2 separate regions of the Homo sapiens genome follow, and region 1 is linked to region 2. The links are chromatin loops, found by intact Hi-C in ENCODE. Cell type or tissue: natural killer cell. All regions are shown on one strand. Region 1 overlaps LINC00299 (long intergenic non-protein coding RNA 299). Region 2 has its middle 98 kb from the start of LINC00299.

The links. A loop is a pair of places that touch in the nucleus more often than their neighbours do. Peaks named below come from ENCODE experiments on the same cell type or tissue, not always from the same donor. Only the 100,000 strongest peaks of a DNase experiment are listed, where the experiment ranks them.
Region 1: a loop joins it to region 2, with 2.0 times the contacts of the local background. A loop is called at or near these places in 3 of 110 quality-filtered maps.

Annotation. Positions count from the first base shown.
Region 1 is chr2:8,309,344-8,311,843 of GRCh38, forward strand. All of the region lies in intron 2 of LINC00299 (long intergenic non-protein coding RNA 299), which reads right to left. Among named protein-coding and RNA genes, the nearest start is that of LINC00299, 18 kb to the right of the region's middle. RefSeq lists an enhancer at 94-233. In natural killer cell, no CTCF peak of the experiment used is centred here; a DNase peak (open chromatin) is centred at 1,418; H3K27ac peaks cover 2,500 bases.
Region 2 is chr2:8,424,742-8,427,241 of GRCh38, forward strand. No RefSeq gene overlaps it. Among named protein-coding and RNA genes, the nearest start is that of LINC00299, 98 kb to the left of the region's middle. In natural killer cell, no CTCF peak of the experiment used is centred here; a DNase peak (open chromatin) is centred at 1,000; H3K27ac peaks cover 2,500 bases.

The sequences.
Region 1 (2,500 bases), 120 kb before region 2:
ACAGGACATTGACACAGCTGCAGAGACGGCCAGAGTGTGAAGGAAGAAGCTGCAGCAGGAACCTAGGAGGTGGGGAGGCCCGGCAGGGGACTGAAGCCCCGGCCAGGGCCAGGGCAGGATGTCTGTGCCTGATCTGCTCTGTCTTGTTCCAGCCTCCTGGGACAACTTACCACGTCTGAGGTCAGGCCTATGACAGTACAGTGGGATAGAGTCTGAAGTTAGCACATCAGAGCCCTGACAATCCTTTCTTTCACCCTAACACCCAGAACACAAGGGGTCTTGAGTATTTCACACTGTAAAGCATATGTGTCCACATATACATAGATTTTGAAACTGGACTGCTTGTGTTCAATTCTGGCTCTGTCAATTACTAGCTATGAGACCTTGGGCAGATTACTTAACCTCTCTGTATCTCAGTTTCCTCACATGAAAATGGGATAATCATAGTATCTACCTAACAGAATTGTCAGGATTACAAGAGGTAATATATGCAAGTCACTTTGAATAAGCCCTGGCACATAGTCAGTGCTATATATGTTGTTGCTATCACAATTGTTAATATTATTTATATATTAACATATAGTTATAGAAAGGGGGGCATATGCATTCTGATTTTATAGTGCTGTATATTAAATGCTGACAGGGAGAGAACAGTCACCTGGTTAACATGGCTATGTTAAAAGAGGGGGACTTTTACTCCATCTGAAACCAAGTGGCAGAGAGCGTGTGGTGGCAATGGGGTGGGGGTGGCTGGGTATGTCTGCATTCCCTGGATAGAAATTTATAGCGAAATGGGTGGCAATCATTTCTGGTTGTTAGATTACTTATCTGACACAGGGCTAACAACTAAGAGTTGCTGAGAAAGGCAGATGTAGTTTAGAGCAGAAGGGCACGGGATCCCACTCCTGAGTCCTGCAGTAAAGTGGCTGTGTGTGGCCTGGTCAAGCTGCCCACTGTGGCTGGGACTAGGGTTCCTCCTTTAAAATACAAGGGGACTTAAACTAGAAGCGGCGTGGAGAATGACTAGCACCCCAGCTCAGCACCCTGGTGGCTTCCCATAATTTACTCCTCCAACTTCTCGGCAGCTCCGAGACACAGGCAAGTGGACTGAGCAGCTTAACTTTACAGATGGCGGCAAAAGCGTGGCTCTCATGGGAGGGGGTGACCTATCCTTGAGCTCAGATCTCTTGACCTCTGGGGTCTAAAAAATTACCAAGACAAGCCTGGGGGAGTGGGCCCCAGAGAAGGAGGGTGACCCACAAGTAAACAGGAGAAGTGGGGTGTCTTTCTAACTAACCCTCTTATCAACGTTCCGAGTATTTGCCCTCAAATGGTTAACCAAAGTGACACCCAAGGCAGAAACGGGCCTGGAAAGGTCCCTGATGCACAGAGGCTGGTGTGGCGGGAGGGTGTGTGGGAGGAGGGGAGGAAGTGGCACTCTGGTGGCTTTGTGCAATTATTTTCCAAGACTAACAGGATGCTGTTTTCTTCAAACAAATCTGATGTCCTTGTGCCCTATTGCCCTTGATTTAGATCAGTTTCAAAGACAACTTCCCCCAAGGTGATCCAGGCACGTGATGCTCCTTTTAAATTGTCCTTCAGAATGCGTTTGAAGTATTGGTCCTTGCTAGTGGGTACATTTTCCTTGGCCCAGCTAACTATCAGGTCGTTTTCAAAGTAGTTTCTTTCAAAAGTAGCCCCTTTGAAGTAGTTTCTCAGTAGACATTTTGGCATCAAACTGTACAGACATTTATGTAAAACATCACATCAGCCACCAGGCTGCTTCAGAGGCCGAAAGCAGCTCAGGGTTTATCATGATCTAAGTGTCCTAGCCAGTAAGTGAGAGAGGGCTCCCAAAAAGGCAGAACAGAGACAAAGGTCGAAAAGCAAAGCCATCTCACTCCCTCGGTCACTTGCCCACTCATTTCAAAGAGGCATAAGGAGCCCCAAATCCACGCTACCTCTATTCTAGAGATGAATGAGGCACAGTTCCTGCCATCAAGAACTCTGCAGAAGGAAAGGAAAGGCTGACACCAGCCACAGTGTTGAGAGGGAAGTGCAGGACAGGTTAGGAGGCTCCGGAGGGCAGAGAGGCTATTGGCTGAGGCTAGAGGAGGCTTCTGGGATGGATCCTGGAAGGATAAATGGGGTTCCTCCATGTGCTCTATCTCTAGAATGCAGTGGCTTATCCAGAGGTGTGCTCAGTTGAAAAAAATAAAACTTGATTTTCAATGTTTGCCAATTTCCTTGTTGTAAACACTCCCACCTAAGAATAGCAAATTTTAAGTTACCAATGGAGACCAACGTGACTTCACTGAACGCAGAGTTGGGAAGAGACAGGCAGTGGCCACCGTGATATAGTATGTCACCCTACAGACAGGAGGGGCATAGAATACCTTCAGGAAAATAGATCATAGCAAAATCATTAGGAAGTGATGAATCTGAGTATTTATCACCTTTGTTTTTGCTACCGTTTTGTTGTAAATTTTTAAAATTTAAT
Region 2 (2,500 bases):
GAGCAGATGCAAAACATGTTCCTTGTTCATGGGAGCAATGATAATTACTTTGACGACAATAGAGAAGCTAGAAGGTATTAGGCTGGGAACAAGACAATGCAAACAGGACTGGATTAATTTGCATTAAAAAGACTGCAAGAGCAATTAGCACCTCATTAATATGACATAAATGTTAATTTATACAGATCCCAAGTGACCCTCCACTTCCTTCCTCCCCACCAGTGTGAGTGTTATGGTAGGAAGCACTCCATGAGAATGGCTTTCAAAGGCTGGGAGCAAGTCCATCTGCCCGGCCTTTCCAAGGAGGTGCAGATGAGTTCGAGTGTCCACTTAGCTGAGGCCACAGCAACCTTCTCACACGAATGGGCCGCCTGTGGGAATTACACTGCAGCCCGCAGAAGGCTCTGCGTTCACAAGGGAGCCTCGACACTGCTGCACACAACAGCGCAGTGGCCGTGGTGGCCCAGGAAGGGCTGCATCCACGCTGGGAGGGGCGGAGCCCACAGAGAACTGCACAGCTAAGGTTTTCCACCACAAACCTGAAGCTCGTTAGGATCAAAGCAATTGCCTTGAATAATTGATTTCTTCATACCAGTATGAAAATAAAATAAAATAAAACCCTGGAGGGTTGTGAATGGCATGAGATATAATCACACCACTTGAGAGTGAGAGGCACTTAGCGCCCTGAGGGTGTGATTAGGGCATCCTACATCAAAGGACGGTGTCCTAAAATAGTTCACCCAGTAAATCATTTCACACAATTCATTGTAAATGACACTGCCAGGAAGAGGAGATTCTGGAGAGCTTCTACCACCCCTTTTATTCTCCGTTGACCCTTAGGAGGAAGGAGACAGGATGGAAAAGGAGTATGAGGGTAACTGGGTGTGGGCACCTCCCTGTGGGAAAGAAATCTCACTGTTATTCTCACTTTGACTTGCAGGGACACTGACCTCCAGGATGTGGTTAAACACACACACAGTCACAAACAAACAAACTCCCACATATTCTCCCACACATGCGCATGTACGCGCGCGCGTGCGCGCGCACACACACACACACACAGAGCTTATGCCAGAATCTACCTCCATTCAAGAATTGTCCTGGGTGTTCGTCACCACGTCAGTCTTGCAAAGCCTTCTGCAACTCTGCCTAGGGACATGATGGCAGGACCCCAACACCTGTCCCACCACCCCAACACCTGTCCCGCCACCCCAACACCTGTCCCGCCACCCCAACACCTGTCCCGCCACCCCAACACCTGTCCCACAACACCAACACCTGTCCTGCCACACCAACACCTGTCCCGCCACCCCAACACCTGTCCCGCCACCCCAACACCTGTCCCACAACAGCATTCACAGGCTCCATGGTGCATCCATGATGCAGGAGAGTCTCCCAAATCCAACTTAACGCCAAAGATGTGCGGAGCAACCAGTGTGTTGAGAACACTCTGCCAGGCACAGTGGGGTGCAGGGGATTCCGAGCAAGTCCCCGGGGGGGGAGGTTAACACAGTGACTGAGATGGACGGGCCCCAAGAAGCCATTCGAGGCCATTACCAGGATAAAGAAGAACGAGGACAGTTAGGAGGACTCCATGGAAGAAGTCAAATCTGAGATGGTCCTCCTGAAGAATGAGGCAATTTCAGTAGCCCCACGTGGATAGAAGCACTCACATGAAGGGAAGAACGCAGGCCAAGGCACAGCACAGGTGACTCGAGATGGGTGCTCAGAACCCAGGTCTGGGCTGCAGTTCTCGAAACCCTCTGAGACGTGTCACATAGCAAGCACATGGACAAGGAAGCAGAGTGTTGGAAACGGGAATCGACTCAGAGAATGTGAGATAGAGTCACTAGATTGGTGTTTCTCAAACTCAGATCCCAGGAAGTATTCTCAAATCTGCAGCTCTTCCTTGGAAAGTTAAAAGTTGACTATTTTCCTCGTGATAAGCATCTTAGAGGAAACGCTGCTCTATGCCTATCTTGCACCGCCTAGTTCACTTCCTCACAAACCTCCGTCTTAGTGCCTGTGTTTGCGTCTGTGCTTATGGGGGTGTTGGCACCGTGGAATTCTGCTTTAATGGATGCAGGCTAGGAGAAAAGAATAGAGGCGACTTGATACACAAAGAGTGAAGTTGAGCCAAGCAAAAGGTCAGATGGCCTCGCAAAGCACAGTGTGAATGAAAGCTTCACAGAAGTTCACATGGAGGACTCTGGTGGGAGAAGTGAGTCTCCAGAGACAGGGCAGATTACGAGGCTGGTTTCACCGGGCCTGGCCTGGCCACCAGCACCAGGACACAGCCGGGTCAACAAAGCATCATCGTAAACTCCAGCGGCAGTGGGTTTGGGTTTGGTGCATACTTCATTAGAAAAACTCTCTAGTTTTGTAGACGTATAGGACTACACACAGAGGTTGACTCCTAGTTGTGTTTTTGCACAAATAGAACATATTTAAAACAACACCAGGGGACTGGTTTTTTTTTCCCCCTTTTCAAAGGAGTTGC